Regions from separate parts of the Homo sapiens genome. Here regions 2 and 3 are each linked to region 1. A link is an interaction called in ENCODE POLR2A ChIA-PET data of the cell type or tissue named here. Cell type or tissue: Caco-2. All regions are shown on one strand. Links, peaks and the distances in the headings refer to the core of each region. The heading gives the core; the rest is flanking DNA.

Evidence for each region. ChIA-PET counts read pairs that join two places held together with the same protein. Peaks named below come from ENCODE experiments on the same cell type or tissue, not always from the same donor. Only the 100,000 strongest peaks of a DNase experiment are listed, where the experiment ranks them.
Region 2: POLR2A ChIA-PET joins it to region 1 with 11 read pairs; 4 of 35 experiments call an interaction of 5 or more read pairs at or near these places.
Region 3: POLR2A ChIA-PET joins it to region 1 with 10 read pairs; 4 of 35 experiments call an interaction of 5 or more read pairs at or near these places.

The regions. Positions count from the first base shown.
Region 1 is chr11:111,868,688-111,874,905 of GRCh38, reverse strand. It overlaps ALG9 (ALG9 alpha-1,2-mannosyltransferase), which reads left to right and starts at 3,325. Exons shown (of 15, transcript NM_024740.2): 1 at 3,325-3,554; 2 at 4,536-4,674; 3 at 6,170-6,218. The coding sequence starts at 3,424. FDXACB1 (ferredoxin-fold anticodon binding domain containing 1) reads left to right here. Exons shown (of 5, transcript NM_138378.3): 5 at 1-850. RefSeq lists a silencer at 3,380-3,689. In Caco-2, for the core only: a CTCF peak has its summit at 3,781; DNase peaks (open chromatin) are centred at 3,335, 3,765 and 3,915; H3K4me3 peaks cover 1,589 bases.
Region 2 is chr11:111,716,087-111,722,304 of GRCh38, reverse strand. SIK2 (salt inducible kinase 2) reads right to left here. Exons shown (of 15, transcript NM_015191.3): 10 at 2,302-2,530; 11 at 1,543-1,827; 12 at 1,243-1,406; 13 at 365-475. It also overlaps a transcript of PPP2R1B not described here. Among named protein-coding and RNA genes, the nearest start is that of PPP2R1B, 47 kb to the left of the region's middle. In Caco-2, for the core only: no CTCF peak of the experiment used is centred there; no DNase peak of the experiment used is centred there.
Region 3 is chr11:111,620,585-111,626,802 of GRCh38, reverse strand. All of the region lies in intron 3 of SIK2 (salt inducible kinase 2), which reads right to left. Among named protein-coding and RNA genes, the nearest start is that of SIK2, 21 kb to the right of the region's middle. In Caco-2, for the core only: no CTCF peak of the experiment used is centred there; DNase peaks (open chromatin) are centred at 1,922 and 2,992.

The DNA of each region.
Region 1 (6,218 bases), core at 311-5,310:
CTGCAGTGTGATCCTTCATTGCGGGGGATGTGGAGGAAAATTACCAACTTGCAACCAGTAGTCCTTTCTGGATTTTTGTTTTTGTAAAATCTTTTACTTTGTGACCATAGCTACTGTTCGTTGATCTTTTTTTTTTTTTTTTTTTGAGACGGAGTCTTGCTCTGCCGCCCAGGCGGGAGTGCAGTGGCAGTGGCATGATATCAGCTCACTATAAGCTCCACCTCCCAGGTTCATGCCATTCTCCTGCCTCAGCCTCCCGAGTAGCTGGGACTACAGGCACCTGCCACCACGCCTGGCTAATTTTTTTTTTTGTATTTTTAGTAGAGACGAGGTTTCACCGTGTTAGCCAGGATGGTCTCAATCTCCCGGCCTCGTGATCTGCCTGCGTCGGCCTCCCAAAGTGCTGGGATTATAGATGTGAGCCACCGCGCCCGGCCTACTGTTAGTTGATCTTAAAGATACCTTGACTCTATTACTGAAACTTATAGATTATAATGTGATTGGTGACATTTGGAGTTGTGTAATATTTTGGTCCCGAGAAGTGACTAAAACAATAAACAAAACAGCATCTTGTACTTTAGATGCTCTATTGTTGAACAGGCAGTAGAACTTAAGTGTCTCATCAAATATAAATATGTTTTCCACACTGTCAATTACTCTTCCCTTAACTTTGTTGTATCATTTCATTAAATCACCTTATGAGAGTAGTTTTTGGCATCAGACTAACATTTATTAGCTTGGGAAATTGCAAATATTCCACATTAATTTTGGTATTATTATTATAATCATCACCATTTTAATTCTGTGGTTGAAAGTCATGGAACGAATAAAGTGTCAGATTTAGGGTTAACATTTGGGTCTGTTTGACTCTAAAGCCCATGTTCTTTCTGCTACTTTCTGTTACTTCTTCCCTAGTCTTTAACAGTAATCGTTCAACTGTGATTAAACTTTGCCTCTCTGGATTTTGGGGCCTTCTGTTGTAAGTATCTCTAAGGGACACTGGAAAATTAGCTTAGGATTCTGCAGAATGCGGTACTCTAATGTGAAGTAATGTATGCTCCTGTTAATAGTTAGGCTCCACATTTGGGATTATATTCTGTGAGAGACATGACTGTCTTATTTATTCTTAGAGAAAAGCACTTGGGAAGGCAAGAATGGAAGTACAGAGACAAATTAGGAGGTTATTGCAGTAATGCAAATGAGATAATGACCTGGACCAAGGTGGTAAAATGTTGGGTTGGATAATATTTGGAAGGACTTGCTGATGAATTAAACATTTGTGTGTGGGTGAGAGAGGTGTGGGGTTAGAGAAATAAAGGAATTAAGCAAGACTACTAGGTTTTTGACCTGAATACCTAGAAGATTGGAAGTGTCATTAACTTGGATGGAAACACTGCCATACGAGTAAGTTTGGGGAGTGGGATAAAGAATCAAGGGATCTCTTACAGACACATCTATTGCTGAGCTCTCCACATTGACTATTTTGCTAACTGATGGCAGGTAATGTGATTTATCCCTTTCTTCTATCCTCAGTAGTGCTTGGTACATGTATAAGGTAGCGTTTGAAAGCTGGATCTTAAAACAAGGGCAGGAATGTGAAGGGAGAATTGTTAGGCAAGTAGGGTGTGCATTTTGGGCAGAGGACATCCATAAACAGAGATATAGATAAGGGAGCATTTGGGGGCACTTTCTAGGCTAGTTAGCTGGGATGTAAAGTGTGCATAGGAAAGTAGTGGGAGATAAGATTGGAACGGTAAGTTGGGGCTGGAGTTCATGAATACCAAATGCTAGAATAAGGAGTTTGTACTTTATTTGGTAGGCAATAGGAAAACATCCGGTGGTTTTTTATTAAGGAAGTGCCCCAGAGTAGTGCTTTGGAAAATTAACTGGTTAATGTTGCACAGGATGAATTTGAGATGAGTGATCCCTGTGGAGATGCTATTGTGTTAGTCCTACGTAGACAGGGAGGGACCTGCATTAGACTTAAATGAAAAGGAGGAGATGGGTATATGAGATACAGTTAGGCTGGGTGTAGTGGCTCACGCCTATAATCCCAGCATTCTGGGAGGCTGAGGTAAGTGGATCACTTGAGGCCAGGAGTTCCAGACCAGCCTGGCCAACATGACGAAACCTAATCTCTACTAAAAATACAAAAATTAGCCAGTGTGGTGGCAATAGTCCCTGCTACTAGGGAGGCTGAGGCAAGACAATCTCTTGAACCTAGGGGGCAGAGGTTGCAGTAAGCTGAGATTGTGCCACTGCACTCTAGCCTGGGTGAGCAAGGAAGACTCTTGTCTCAAAAAAAAAAAAAAAAAAAGAAGAAAAAGAAAAGAAAAAAAGAGTTAAGCTGGATATTTGAACTTGGTAACTAATGACTGCATGTGAGAATTGAGCAATATGATCAATCTCCATTTTCAATACTTGGGAATTTTTAGTAGGAAATCACAACCTTCTGAGACCTTGTCAAGAGATTAGCATTCCCTCTATAAACTTGTCCCAGTTACTGGCATGGAGCTCGACAGGGTAGGATATAGCTCTGTGATTAGAGGAGTGGATAGAGTGTCAGGATTAGATGAATGACCCCCAAGATATGGGGGTCACAGGTATGATATCATCAATGTGCCAGTATAAAAATGATTGTAGGAAATGAAGACCTTTCACCAGATCTGGTGGGAAGAGAGAGCATGGGCTTTCCGGTAAGATAGTCCTGGGCTGGAACATAGCTCCACCATTTACTAGCTCCAAGTTTATTTAGTTTCCTGGTAAATAAAACAAGGTTGTTGTATTAAGTTTAAAAAGGATAAAATATGTAAAATGCCTACCACAATGCCGTAGTAGCGATGACAGTGATGGACATCTGGTTCAATTTGCCGCACAGAATTTCATCAGTCTACACTCTGCCATTACCGGTTTGTCTCTCTGAAGCAGTTTTTAGCTACAGGCTGCCTCTGTCACTCTTACCAAAATACAGAGAAGGCAAGGTGTTAAAAATGACATTTTAAGGACCTTTTAGTAGATAGCTGTGCTGTGATATTTAACTGAATACTTCACATCTCACTATGTAGATTTCTTTAATCACTTTCTATTTGTTTTTTCATTTAAATAGGGGAGCTGAGAGGTGGTTTTTTTTTTTTTTGAGAATGGAGAATGCTGAAAAGTGACGGAAAAGAGGGTTGGAGGGAGGTAGGAATGGCTAGAGTTAGAAGCAGGTGGATGGGACAGCCCTGATGAAGAAACTCCTCAGGTTCTATTTCTTCGCTACTCGGGGATCTGCCCCAATTGGCCCAGTAACGCTATAATTTAGTATTTTCTGCGCATGTCAAGGTCTTTTGTCCCTCGGCGGACACCGTTTGCCAGCCAAAGCTATGTCTGCGCGCTCACCGACTTCATAGGGTGCCGAATTCTTTTTTCCCCAGGCTTGCCATGGCTAGTCGAGGGGCTCGGCAGCGCCTGAAGGGCAGCGGGGCCAGCAGTGGGGATACGGCCCCGGCTGCGGACAAGCTGCGGGAGCTGCTGGGCAGCCGAGAGGCGGGCGGCGCGGAGCACCGGACCGAGTACGTGTGCGGCGCGGCAGGGGCGTGGCCGGCCGGCGGGGCGGTTCGGGGCTGCCCCCGGGAGGGTCTTAGCTGTGGCGCGCGGGGCTCAGTCCGGCCTGGCCTCACCGCGGGAGGCCCGAGCTCCCTCTTCAGCTAGGTCCTATTGGTCTTCCTGGGCGGGTCAGCATTCAGTCTTCGCCCACCTTAGATCCCTCCACTGCGCTGTAAAACTGCCTTGGAGTGCGGATCTGTGATGCTCCTGGGCCAGGCCTAGAGTGGGCACAGCCTCTGTGGGAGATGTAGACAGGATCAAAGAGTATACCTTTTACGGCTGTTCCTCACAGCTCCTTTTATTCTCCCTCAAGTCCCGACCCTTTACTGGGCCCATCCAACCCGCCATCACCTCTTCCCAAACCCTGGAGGCTGCAGGTTAGAACTGCATTAAGGGAGCTGTCAACATATGGAATTGGAGTAGGCTATGTACCTTGCACCTAGGCTTCTATCTGAACATAAGGGGGAATGAATAAAGCCATCAAAAGCAATGACCTTGTTAAGAAAAGAAAGAAAAGGAGAATGACAGCTTTGTGGCCTTCAAGTGAGTGATTAGTTGGCTTGGGATAAATGGAGTGACATAAATGCATTGAGCTAAAGTGTATGAGTTAATTTATGCCTTAAAAGCAGGAAGTGGAAGGAGTGATTGAGTGATTAAAGTCAATTCTTCAGAAGGCTGAGGCAGGAGGATTACTTGAGCCTAGGAGTTTAAGTCCAGCCTGGGCAACATAGCAAGACCCTATCTCATAAAAATTTTTTCTTAAAAATCTGAATTTTTATTAATTTTACTGAGAAAAAACAACTAGCTATTCACCTTTTTAGGTGAATAACTTAAGTGCTTTGATGTCCCTTGCCCTTTTTGTCCTTTCTATCTAGATTTAGGTCTTCTGATTAGCAGGTCCTTCCTGACATGCTTTTTTTTTTTTTTTTTTTTTTGCTTTTGAACAGGTTATCTGGGAACAAAGCAGGACAAGTCTGGGCACCTGAAGGATCTACTGCTTTCAAGTGTCTGCTTTCAGCAAGGTTATGTGCTGCTCTCCTGAGCAACATCTCTGACTGTGATGAAACATTCAACTACTGGGAGCCAGTAGGTGATTTCTTTAGTTTTCTCTTTTTGTTCTTGATTTTGCAGCATAGGTGTTATTACCAATCGAGAGACAAATAATATACAAGTGTGACTCCTAGTAAAATAACTGTATTTTCTTAAAAAAAAAAACAAAAAAACAGGCCTATAATCCCAGCACTTTGGGAGGCTGAGGCCGGTGAATTGCCTGAGGTCAGAAATTCGAGACCAGCCTGACCAACATGGTGAAACCCCGACTCTACTAAAAATACAAAAATTAGCCGGGCATGGTGGTGGGCGCCTGTAGTCCCAGCTACTCGGGAGGCTGAGGCAGGAGAAATGCTTGATCATGGGAGGCAGAGTTTACAGTGAGCCGAGATCACACCATTGCACTCCAGCCTGGGCAACAGAGCGAGACTCTGTCTCAAAAAACAGAGATGGGGGCTCATTATGTCACCGAGGCTGGTATTTAACTCCTAGGCTCAAGCGATCCTCTCACCTCGCCTTCCAAAGTGTTGGGATTACAGGCGTGAGCCACTGGGCCTGGCCAGTAACATGTTTTCACTTTTGTATTCTAAGCGGATGATTTACCTGCTATTGAAGGCTGTAGGGAATTTAGCTGGTTTACACAAAGGTGTAATTTGTAATTTTCTTTTTTTTTTTAAATGAAAATAATACCTGGAGATAGTTTTTAAAGTTAACAACTACTAAAATACCTAAAGGAAAAACAGTAGCTTTCTATTCCACTTCTCGTGTCCAAATCCTACTTTCCAGAAGCAACCACTTTTTTTCACTTTTTAAGTTATTTCTTCTGACGGTTACCAAAATAGTGTTACTAAATAGTATACTTTTATTGCTATTTATTGATTTACACATTACCTGTTGACTTTTATTATAGAAAATTCAAAGGTAAAATTTTCTGATCACATTTTGAATTAAAAAAATGAAGGAAGACTGTTAAGTGTAGGTTGTTTAAGGAGAATATAAAATTTAGAGGTTTTCTGTTTTGGCTAACAAGTATTGAGAAAAAATAAGTAGAAGGTAAAATTTAAGCTTTCAGTGTTGACCAAACAGCAATCTTGTAAAATTTATAATGTCTTAATATTTTAAATATTGTATCATTTTGATTCCTTTTTTATCCATCAATTGCAGATCGCCCAGGCTGGAGTGCAGTGGCATGATCTAGGTTCACTGCAACCTCTAATTCCCAGGCTCAAGTGATTCTCCTGGCTTAGCCTTCCAAGTAGCTGGGACTGCAGGCATGCACCACCATACCATGCTACTTTTTTTTTTTTTTGGTAGAGATGGGGTTTTGCTATGTTGCCCAGGCTTGTCTTTAACTACTGGGCTCAAGCAGCCTGCTTGCCTTGCCCTCCCAAAGTGCTGGGATTATAGGTGTGAGGCATCGTGCCTGGCTTGCCTTTGTTTTTAATATTTCTGCTCAGAAACTTCACTTGCATCTGCTTAACAGAGATTTTTGGCCAGTATAACCCTGAATCTATCTGTTTTGTATTTTTAGACACACTACCTCATCTATGGGGAAGGGTTTCAGACTTGGGAATATTCCC
Region 2 (6,218 bases), core at 709-5,708, 150 kb after region 1:
GATTTTTATGCACCAACATAGAAAGCCCATGTAGAAATTCTGCAGACTTAAGGTTTTCATTTTATTTGTTACTCATTAAGAGGAATACAATTAGAAAGAAAGAAGCCAGGTCTCCCGTTCCCACCCCTCAGTGGCATATCCTTTCGTGGGGCTTGAGGACAAAGCCTTTCCCACCACCAACACACAGCACAAAGCTAGATCTGAACACGTTTCTAGAAACTCCAAGTACAGAGTCAAAGCTACTTGCCTATAAGGAATCAAGCAGCTACCCTAAATAAATGCCAGGCAAAACACGTTTCTGCTTTGCAGAAGAACAGATTCTGGATGAGCAGAGTGAGGTGGACTCGCAAGGAGAAGGACCCACCTGGAGTCTGTGCTGCAGGTACTGGGTCTCCAGGCTCTGCCGTGGGGACAGCTGGGGATGCACGCTGGCAGGGAGAGTGGAGACGCTTTCCTGCTGCTGAGAAACTTCTTCCTGAGGAGCAAGGGGGTGGAAACAATTTTCAATTCCCCATGGGGAAAAACGTCTCAGTTCTTAGCTGAAGCACCTTTGCAATGTCCAATAGGAATACCAACTCCACTGAGACTTATTAATACTCAAAGCTTTTACAGAGCCAGTAGGCTGAGGGCTCATTACTCTGCAGAACATTTATGCATGTATTATCTCTAGTTAACAATTACCTAGTCAGTACTAGAGCAAAGACTCTTGGTGTCACCAGGAGGCTATGGCCTTCATGTGGGCCTCGAACTATAATCCTCTTGGATGCACTGAAAATAGGCTCAAAATAAAATCAGGTAAGTAGCAGTATTTATTGTATTTTTAGTATGAATAATCCACTTGTAGTATTTACTAAAGTGATACCACATCAAAAGTAGTGGTGAGAAGCTTCTCATTTGGGTGTAGTTCATTTGTGTATTTTTCATTTGGGTGTGTGTGTGGCAGGAGAAGGGGAGTTCAAGGGCGACTGTAAGAGGTCACTCATCTGTACTCTGCCCTGTGAGCCAAAAACAGCTTGAGAGTGTCCAGGCCTCCATCTGGTATTGATCACTTGGAAGCAGCGTGGATGGGTTGAACCCGTCAGTGGCAGGTGGCAGCAACAAGGCAAAGAAGCTGTGGGTTTTCCCAAACAGCCTGTTTGCTCCAGGACTGGAGGAAATCCTCTAAGTGAAAATGACCATCTTCAGGACAAACTCACACCTCATCCTCACAGAGCCATTGAGGGAAGGGCCCAAGGTACCCACCTGAGGGCAGCTGCTAGCAAGGTCCTGGAGCTGAGGAGCCGCCGGCGCCAGGTTAGGGTCTGCCTCCGGTCCTATTTGTTCATACAACAACTGCACTTTGTTCAACTCTAGAATTCCTTTGGTTCTAGCCAGATTCTGAAGATGTTGTCTAAATGCTACAATTCCTGAAAGAAAGCACCAAGACCAAACAGTTTAACTAAAATACAAGGCCTTTCAGTGACCACAGGTGACCACACCAACATGGCAAGAAACTGCTCTCCTACGACGCGAGTTTCAAAAAGCAGAGGAGGAAGTGCTCACCCTGGGTGAGGGAGGTATCTGATGCTCTGCGGCCCTCTCTGAAGCTCACTGGAGACCTGTTGTGGACCTCTCGTTTCTGGGAGCTCAGAGCCTGCATGGCTGGGTTGGTAGGTCTCAGGCTTATGAAGGGAGATGTCATGCGGGGTGAAGGCTGATTGGCTAACATGATGTCCTTAAGGGAAGGGTTGTCTTCCAGAAAGTTCAGGTCCCTCTGAACAGACCCCATATCATACTCAGAGTCCACACTGTCAAGGGAGGGGCTGTCATTCATGGAGAAAATTTTCCCTTTAAGAGAAAACAGAACAGATAAAACCAACAGCAATAGCATCTCCTTGGAACATAGGGTACAAAGCATAACCAGCTTGAGTTTTGACAGCTACCATGTCCTTAATTTCCAATCAAAACATCTTTTCAGAGCCCTTTTACTGGCCAATTTAGTCATCTTCAAGTTTAGTGGGGAAAACACTCCAGAAGTGGCATCTGTAAGATCTCAGCCAGTCCAAAAGAGCCAGAGTCCCTGATCAATCACGTGGCACCCAGATGAATCCTGGGGACTATGGGAGCCAACTCAGAGACATTTCAATTCACCTTTGATAGCTGCTGCCAGGCTGTGTCTGCTATACCTGCTGAATCTAATCCATAAAGGAATAAGCTATCGACTCAATTTTAGGTGTTGGCTGGCATCGTGACCACTTGTTGGCAATTGGAGTATGACATGATGCCATGAAGACTCAAGCTAGTGTCGCTCCTCTACCGTACCTGCCCCAGGCATCACGACCAGTTGATTGGTCACTTCTGACAGAGTGTGCCGTCTCTGCCCGCTGCGTGTGGACTGAAATGCCTCAAAGGCATGAGCGGGGTCTTCCTCGGCCTCTCCTTCTGTCTCCAGCCCTTCGTCAATGGAGGTCTCCATCATGTTGCTGGGCAGTGACTGGCATCCCTTCCGCACCAGGACAGGAGGCACAGGGTCAAGCAGACAGCCATTGACCTAAACGCCAGGGGAGAGAGGAAACTCAGTTTCTGCACTGCTGAGACAGAAAAATCCACAAAGGAAAACATGTCAAGACTTGTGGCGAACTAGAAATTAAGTAAAATATTTAAACATGCACATATTTATTATGCATGACAACACATAGATTAGAAGTGAAGGCAAGTCAACTGCAGGACTCAGAACTCTGAGACAGAAGCCCATGATGACCCAAACTGGCACTGCTGCCCAGGTTTCTCTGAGTCATCATTATTACAATAAACAACTTTTTTAGTGGTTTCCAGAAGAACAGGGGTATATTAGTTTGAGGACTACCAGTTATTATTTTTTTTTAAATAAGGGAAATGAAGAGGGGGAAGATGAGTTGTTTTTTTTTTTTTAACTACTTGGCTCATTGCTAAAAAAAAAAAAAAAAAAAGGGGTAGTCACCAAGATTCTTCTATTTTTTCAACCATAAACATAATGGAAGGTTTTAGAAAGACTTTTATGTTCAAAATTTAAGTACCTGCCCATTTGATTTAGTCTTTAATTGGTTCTATATGCCTGGGGAATGGAAAGTAAGAATTCTATATAGACAGACTGATACCACAAAAAGGATTGAAAAAAATTCAAATGGCAGACAGCCAAAGCCTCCCATTGTAGAATAACAAAGGGCTCACTGGCCCAAAATTCCAGCAGAGGCTAATAAGCCCCAGTGCACTGAATTTTGTCTCCTCCAGCAACATATACGTTATCGATGGTTCCTATCCCACAGGGGTGAGCGCAGCACAGCTCCCCGCAAGCATTGGCCCTTCCCATGCAGTTGCCACGCACACTGCCTAATGGCAGGCAGAACAGCATACTGGCATGGGGGTTGTGGTTGCAAGTTCTGGCTGGTAAAGGCCCCTGTGAGGAGGTAATTATTTACCTCATTACCTTAACTATTCCCCCGTGGAAATCAATCCATTTTCTCCTATGAATAGCTGCTCAGGAACAGCCAGTCATAAGACGCTGAGTTCTAAGCAGTACTTTCACCTGGAAAACACTGGGTAGAGCTACTGTTTCCTTTGGAAGCAGGAGAAGCTCATGTATGTGAGAGGTGGTGTGGGGTTTCCCTTTACCAGACACACAGGAAACTTTCCTCTTATGGCAGCCAATCTGAAGGCGCTGCGAGGCCCTTTATTTGGAGAAGGAGACTAGGGTGACTCAGATCTTTGTTTGCTGCAGGGAGGGGAAGGTTATTCCATAAAATCCATTCTGGGCTATAGCCCTCACTCGGGTAAGGTGGCTAATGCATTACAGGGTTTTAAAGCGATGAGCGGTCATTTAAGAGGAAGAGTGGTAAATGCTTCCTTTCCACACTGGCCAATCTTCCCCATGGCAGCAGAAAGCAAAACTCTGAAACCTGGCCAGCAACTCTTGCTCTCTCCTTGGTCCTTCCCCAGATAAACTTTCCTTTTTGACTAAACTTAATAGTTTCCTTGCAAGAAAGAATGGCTGTTTGAGAACTTACATTCATACCTCTAAGCTCCTTAACTCTCTACTAATACAATTTTCTAAAACTAGCCAAGAATGGTTTAGAAATGAATAAGCCAACAGAGAAAAGAAGATCATTAATTAATTATCTATTGAGCATCCTTACACTTACGGCCTCCGTCAAAATTTTACCAGACATTTCTTATAGGATAAGCCATATAAGCAAGTTCTTTTTTTTTCTTCAATTTTTAAGTTCCAGGGTACGTGTGCAGGATGTGCAGGTTTGTTACATAGGTAAACGTGTGTCATGGTGGTTTGCTGCACCTGTCAACCTATCACCTAGGTATTAAGCCCTGCATGCATCAGCTATTCTTCCTGATGCTCTCCCTCCCATTGCCCCCCTAACAGGCCCCAGTGTGTGTTGTTCCCCTCCATGTGTCCATTCAACTCCTACTTATACGTGAGAACATGTGGTGTTTGGTTTTCTGTTCAGCTGAGGATAATGGCTTCCAGCTCCATTCATGTCCCTGCAAAGGACATGATCTCATTCCTTTCTATGTATGCATGGTATTCCATGGTGTATATGTACCACATTTTCTTTATCCAGTCTATCACTGATGGGCATTTGGGTTGATTCCATGTCTTTGCTGTTGTGAATAGAGCTGCAACGAGCAGACTCATGCATGTATCTTTATAATAGAATGATTTACATTCCTTTGGGTATATACCCAGTAATGGGATTGCTGGGTCAAATGGTATTTCTGCCTCTAGATCCTTGAGGAATTGCCACACTGTCTTCCACAATGGTTGAACTAATTTACACTCCCACTAACAGTGTAAAAGTGTTCCTTTCTCTCTGCAACCAGGCCAGTATCTGTTGTTGTTGACTTTTTAATAATTGCCATTCTGACTGGCATGAGATAGTATCTCATTGTGGTTTTGATTTGCATTTCTCTAATGATCAGTCATGTTGAGCTTTTTTTTTTTTTTTTTTTTTTTTTTGAGACGGAGTCTCGCTCTGTCGCCCAGGCTCTGGAGTGCAGTGGTGAGATCTCAGCTCACTGCAAGCTCTGCCTCCCAGGTTCACGCCATTCTCCTGCCTCAGCCTCCCGAGTAGCTGGGACTACAGGCGCCCATCACCACGCCCGGCTAATTTTTCTTGCATTTTTAGTAGAGATGGGGTTTCACCATGTTAGCCAGGATGGTCTCGATCTCCTGACCTCGTGATCCGCCTGCCTCAGCCTCCCAAAGTGCTGGGATTACGGGCGTGAGCCACCACACCCGGCCGCTGTTGAGCTTTTTTTCATATGTTTGTTGGCTGTATGAGGTCTTCTTTTCAGAAGTGTCTGTTCTTGTCCTTTGCCCACTTTTTAATGGGGATTTTTCTTGTAAATTTGTTTAAGTTCCTTATGGGCTGGATATTAGACCTTTGTCAGATGGATAGATTGCAAAAATGTTCTCTCATTCTGTGGGTTGTCTGTTCAGTGTTTCTTTTCATGCAGGTTCTTTTTTTATCCTTAATATTTTTACTGAGTCACACAAAATACCCGGCAGTACCCCTGAATTTACGGTTTTACTTAAATTGTCAGTTTATACATTTATTTTCTCATCTAGACTACAAGAGGAATTATGTCTTTTATTACAAAATATTTGCTGAGTTCGATTTTATCCTGGGACAGCTAGAAAACAATGACTTGATTTTTCATTGATCTGATTTTTCTTCTTCTTTTTTCTTTTTTTGGTGAGACAGAGTCTCACTCTGTCGCCCAGGCTGGAGCGCAGTGGTGCAATCTGGGCTCACTGCAACCTCCATCTCCCAGGTTCAAGCAATTCTCCTGCCTCAGCCTCCTCAGTAGCTGGGATTACAGGCACGCACCACCATGCCTGGCTAATTTTTGTATTTTTAGTAGAGTTGGGGTTTTGCCATGTTGGCCAGGCTGTTCTTGAACTCCTGACCTCAGGTGATCCACCCAGCCTCCCAAAGTGCTGGATTACAGGTGTAAGCCACCGCACCTGGCCAGATGTATATCCTTTTCAGACCTTGTGTGTACTACCTTTGTCATAAAAAAAGTTATTAAAAATGTAAGTAGACACGAAACACCTCCACTGTGTCTGCATTTTCAGGGTCTACCCTCACAGTTCCCTTCTGCTATCCAGCTATGAAGGGGGTAATTCGGAAAATCCTTTTATTACATTTCAAATAAAAATGCTAAAAATGGGCTGGGCATGGTGG
Region 3 (6,218 bases), core at 708-5,707, 250 kb after region 1:
CATGATAACAGAGTACAGTACACTGAGCATTAATCCTACTGAAAACTGTTTGCAGGCCATTACCTTGTTTTCAAAATTACTTTTTTTTTTTTGTAGTTAATGGTCATTACTAGAAAACTCAGAAAATAAATAAAAGCAACATGATTACGTTTGTGATTCAGAAAGACAATTCTGAAGAAAATGAAAAATAGATCAGTTAGGAGATAATGACACAACATACAGAGAAGGAAGAGTGAGGACCCTAACCTGAGGCATTAACAGTGGTTATAGAGATGGGGACCTCCTAGAGAAATACTTAGGAAGTAGAATAGGCAGGATTCAAAACCTCATTCAGGTAGGAAGGAAAAGGAATCAATACTGACATCAAGGTTTCCAGTTTAAGCCAAGTAAGGGAAAAGAGAGAAATAGTTTTGTAAAAAAAAAAAAAAGATCATGAGTTCTGCTGGGCTTCAAGCTGTATGACAAAGTCAAGGCAAATAAAAACAAATTGAACTAAATGATCTCCACATCTCCTTTAAATTCAGCTTCTTCCCTTCCAAACTAGTGAAGACTATCCAAAGATTTCATGATCTTTTTAAATTAATTCTATTACTCATTATCTTCAATGGTCAAGAAATTAACTGTACCCAAGAGTGGAAAATAAGATAATAGCATTCACTGTCCAACTTTTCTGTGGACATCAGATTCTTCTTTCCAGAACTCCAATTGACCATTTACCCTAGAGATTTTACTTTAAATATAAACCTTATACATTTAAAAATCCCCAAATTATGTCTCAATGTGTATAAAACAATGTAATCCAAATTTGTTTCAAAGATCTTAGCAAGAAAGAACAATTTAGACTATCCTATTTTCATAGAAATGATGCCTAACATGTAACAGCTATTTCTACTTTACTTGTAAAACTACAGTCCAAAGCTTTAAAAATGTTCCAATGGGCAAAGGCTTAAAAATCCTTCTCTTGACTCATTGCCTCTACCTACTACCTCATTTCTTTTTTCCCTTTTTGCAGCAGAACTCCTTGAAAGGGTTGTCTATTTTGCTCTCTCCATTTTTCTTCTCTCATTTGCTCTGTAAGCCCCTTCAATCTAGCTTTTGGCCCAGTCACTCCACCAAAACTGCTCTTACCAAACTGCAGTATACAATGGTCAACTGTCATTCCTCATCATTTTTGATCTATCGGCATCATTTGTCACAGATGTTCACTTGATCCTTCTGAGAATACTTTGGTCACTTGGTTTCTAGGATACCACATTCTCTTGGTTTTCTTCCTCCTCTGTCTCTTCTGCTAGTTTCTCCTCTTTTCTAAATCTTTTAATGTTTAAATGCCTCAGGGATCAGATCTTGGCCTCTTCCATAATTATACCTATTACTTAGGTAGTCTCCACCTGTCGAGAAGTCCTACTGATTGTACTTCAAAATATATTCTGAGTTTGACCACTTAGGACTACCTGTACTGCTACTCCCCGGTCTGGGCTGTCAACACCCCTCACTGGAACTACTCCAACAGCTTCCTACCTGGTTTCCCTGTCTCCACCCTTTCCCATTCTCAACACAGCAGCCAGAGTGATGCTTTTAAAATGATACATTAGATGCAGTCACTTCTGTGCTGAAATCCAGCCGAAAATGGTTCCCTAATTTTATTCATGTAAGAGTCAAAATCCTTCTAATGGCCTACACAATGCCCCCAAATCTGCCCTACTCCTGCCTCTCATTTACCCTCTGACCTCCTCTTCTACTGTTCTTCCTCCTTGCTCTTCTCTCTTGCTTGCTCCTCTTGAGCCATACTGGCCTCCCTGTTACCCCTTGGACACACCAAGCACACTGCTGCCTCAGGGATTTGCATTTATTCTTCCCTCTCCCTGGGTAATCTCTGTTCTACCATATCGACATGACTGTGCTTTAAAGTCTGTGCTCAAATGCCAGCGAGGCCTTCTCTGACCACTCTATTTAATGTTGCAATCAACTCCCATGCCTCCCAACCAACCAGCCTCTGACCACTCTATTTAATTTTGCAATCAACTCCCATGCCTCCCAACCAACCAGCCTTGCTTTATTATTTACATAGCACTCATCACTATCTAATCTACTACATAATTCAGCTATTTTGTTTCTCTCTCCCAAACTAGAATGTAAAAGAGTAGAGATTTTTGTCTATTTTCTTCATTGCAGTTTTCTTACCACATAACAGTGTGTGACAAGTAATTGGTTTTCAATAAGGATTTCTTGAAAGACTGAATAAATGAATGAATAAGTGAATGTAAGAAATAGGAAAGAAAGGCAAGAAAAATAAAATGAATAAAGAGGAAAAAGGGAAGAAAAGGAAAGAAACCTGCCCAAAGTAATGTTAACAATTAATATGGTATAGCCGGCATTGTAAATCAGATTTGCTTAGCTTCAAAGCCCATAACAGCCTATTATAGCATCAGTCAAGATGCTGCTAGCTAAAACAAATATTTTAAGAATTAAAATAAGCTTATTAAGTAGTAGCATATAAAAGAAAAAATTAAGCAAAAGAGGGAAACAGACAACTTTTCTGAAATACAATGAGTTTAGTCAGAACTATTTATTTAGAATCCTACTGCAAATAGTGTATTTTTCAAAACTATAGAAGTGCATATGGTTCTTTCTCTTTAAAATACCTTAAATTAATAACACATTTGAAAGGACTAAATAATTCTGCTTTTGGCTAAGATAGATTTGTCCTCCAGCCTGAAACAACCTTCCCATCTTCAACAACAAAAATACAAAATACATGAGAGAATGGTTTATAAGACACTGGACATCAGGCAAAGGAAAGTGAACCCTGAGCAACAGGTGACAAATGAGGCGAGACCATGAATGTTCCAACTAATGCCTTGAGAGAATCTCTACGCCACAGCACAGGGAGGGGAAACCCAGGTGTGGCCCAGCAATGTCTTTGAGTTGAGTAGACAATGCTGAGAGTCCCAGATAAGAGTGAGCTACACACAGAAAGAAGTCCAAAGGTCTGCAGAGGGATCCGTCCCTTGAGCACTCAGGAGAGTGCTGATTGGCTCACGTGTGAGGGAAAACCACCAGAGGCCAGAGAAAAAACCATCTGAGAGGCTGAGAGAGAACACTGCCTGGTGCTTACACAAAGCCAGGAATGGTGCCTGTTCCTACTTGTCAGGCCAAAAAACCTCAGCATTCATGGGGCATTGAGTAGAGTACTCAGAAGTGGGAAGTAACTAGACCCAGACTGAGCACTGTTTCAATTATGAAGGCAAGACCCAAATGGATCAAACTGTTTCCAAGTAGGCTTAACTGCATCCCAGAACAAAGTTCAAGAAAACCTAAAGTAACACAAAAATATGTGGTGCTCAAGGTAAAATTGGCAATGTCTAGCATCCAATCAAAGACTACCAGACATGTAATGAAATAGGAAAATGTAACCAAAACTGAGGAGAAACATCAACCAATCAAAACCAACCTAGAACTGACAGAGATGCTGGAAATCAGCAGACATGGACATTAAAAATTATCATAACTGGATTCTAGATGTTCAGAAAGATCAGTAAAGACATGGAAGGCATTAAAAAACAGTCCTAGTCAAGTTTATAGAAAAGAATACTACAATGTCTGAGATGACAAATACACTGGATGGGATTAATGGCAGAAGAAAAGATTCGTGAATTTAAAGACAGAAATAGCAACTACTCAACATGAAATAGAAAAAAAGGAATTTTTTAAAAATGGAAAAGAGCATCAGTGAGCTGTGGGGCAATTTCAAACAGTTTAATATACATTTGACTGGAATATCTGAAGGAGAAGAGAGGGGGTGGAAGAGAAAAATTAGTTAGAAAATAATGGCTGAAAAATATCCAAATTTGATGAAAAGAGTATAGTCACAGATCCAAAAAGCTCAATGAACACCAAACATAAGAATCATGAAGAAAACCACACAAAGGCTCATCATAATGAAATTGTTGAAACCAGTGGTAAATAGAAAGCCTTAAAAGCAGCCAGAGAAAAAAGGCACATTATATACACAGGAATAAAGAAAAAGATAACAGTGGTTTTTTTGTCAGAAACAGTGCAAATGGGAAGACAGTGAAGCAACATATTTAAAGTACTGAAAGAAAAAAAGTCCATTTAGAATTCTATACCTAGTACAAATATCTTTCAAAAACAAAGACAAAAATAAAGACTACTTTAGACATATAAAAGCTGAAATATTTCATCACCAGCAGATCTGTGCTACAAGAAACACTAAAGAAAATCCTTCAGACGCCGGGTGCGGTGGCTCACGCCTGTAATCCCAGCACTTTGGGAGGCTGAGGCGGGCGGATCACGATGTCAGGTGATCGAGACCATCCTGGCTAACACGGTGAAACCCCGTCTCTACTAAAATACAAAAAATTAGCCGGGTGTGGTGGTGGGTGCCTGTAGGACCAGTTATTTGGGAGGCTGAGGCAGGAGAATGGCGTGAACCTGGGAGGCGGAGCTTGCAGTGAGCTGAGATCGTGCCACTGCACTCCAGCCTGGGCGACAGAGCAAGACTCTGCCTCAAAAAAAAAAAAAAAAAAAAAAAAAAGAAAAGAAAATCCTTCAGACAAAAGAAAAATGACATTAGATAAAAATATATACATACATATGAATGCAGAAATGGTAGCTGCATTGATAAATAGATGCAATTTTCAAAAAATATGGAAATCTCTTGAAAAGATAATTGTTTAAAGAAAAAGGTAGCTACACTGATAGATAATTTTCAAAAAATGTGGAAATCTCTTTAAAAGATAATTGTTTAAAGAAAAATAGCACTGTATTATGTTTTATAAAATACGTTTAAGTAAAATATGACAACAAGAACATAAAGGCCAGGAGGGGCAAAAGAGAAGTACACTGATGTAAGGTTTTTTTTTTTTAATTGAGATGAAATCTCACTCTGTTGCCCAGGCTAAAGTACAGTGGTGCGGTCGTGGCTCACTGCAGCCTCCGCCTCCGAGTTCAAGTGACTCTCCTGCCTCAGCCTGCCTAGTAGCTGGGATTACAGGCATGCACTACCACACCTAGCTAATTTTTGTATTTTTAGTAGGGAGGGGTTTCACCATGTTGGCCAGGCTGGTCTTGAACTCCTGACCTCAGGTGATCCACCCACCTTGACCTCCTAAAAGTGCTGGGATTACAGGTGTGAGCCACTGTGCCCAGCCAAGGTTCTTATATTATATGCGAAGTGGTAAGTATTACCTGAAGGTAGACTGTGTAGACTTGTATACGAATGTACATAGTAACTTATGTATAATAGCCAAAAACTGAAACCAACCCAAATGTCTATCAATAGATAGATGAATGAATAAGCAAACTGGGGTATATTCATATAATATAATACTACTTGCAATAAAAAGAAATTATATGTTGATATATACAATAAAATGGGATGAATCCCAAAATAATTATAGTAAAGGAAAGAAGCTAGACCAAAAAAAGAATATATCCTGTATGATTACATTTGAGTATATCCTGTATAATTCCATTTATATAAAACTCCAAAAGATACAAACTGATCCATAATGACAAAAAACAGGTCAGTGGTTTTTTGGGTGTCAGATGGGGCAAAAGAGTTACAAAGAGGGCACAAAGAAACTTCTGGAAGTGATGGATATTTTGACTGTGGTGACTGTTTCACAAACGTGTATCAAAACATTAAATTGTACGCATTAAATACGTGTAATTTACTACATATGAATTATTCTTCAATAAAGCTGCTTAAAAAACAATTTTGGACTTTAAGAACAAAAAAGATTTAGATACCTACAGTGCTCTGGTTCCACACAGTAAAAATAAACAGATATTTTAGGTGAAAGCTAGAATAAAATATTTAAATTTTTTTTAAAGTTCGAATGAATCATAAACACCAATCAAATACTTTCTTACTAGAGATAAAGGAATCAAGTCCCAGAGAGGTTTAGTGATTTGCCTGAGGTCTTACCCCTATAGTGAATACTTTACTAAACTGTAAGATCCACAATAACAGAGATTGTGCTATTTAGGTCACTAGAGTATCCCCATTACCTAGTACAATGCCTGGGACATAGTAGAAGCTTAATAAATATTTGCTGACTAATCTTTCCATAGAAAAGAAAGGTAAAAAGGAAGATAAAAAGAAAGAAAATATCCTTTGCAATATGACTAAAAGTTCCTCCATATGTTTGATTCTCCAGTCTCTAATAGAGATGACAGAAGTAGTACCTTTAATA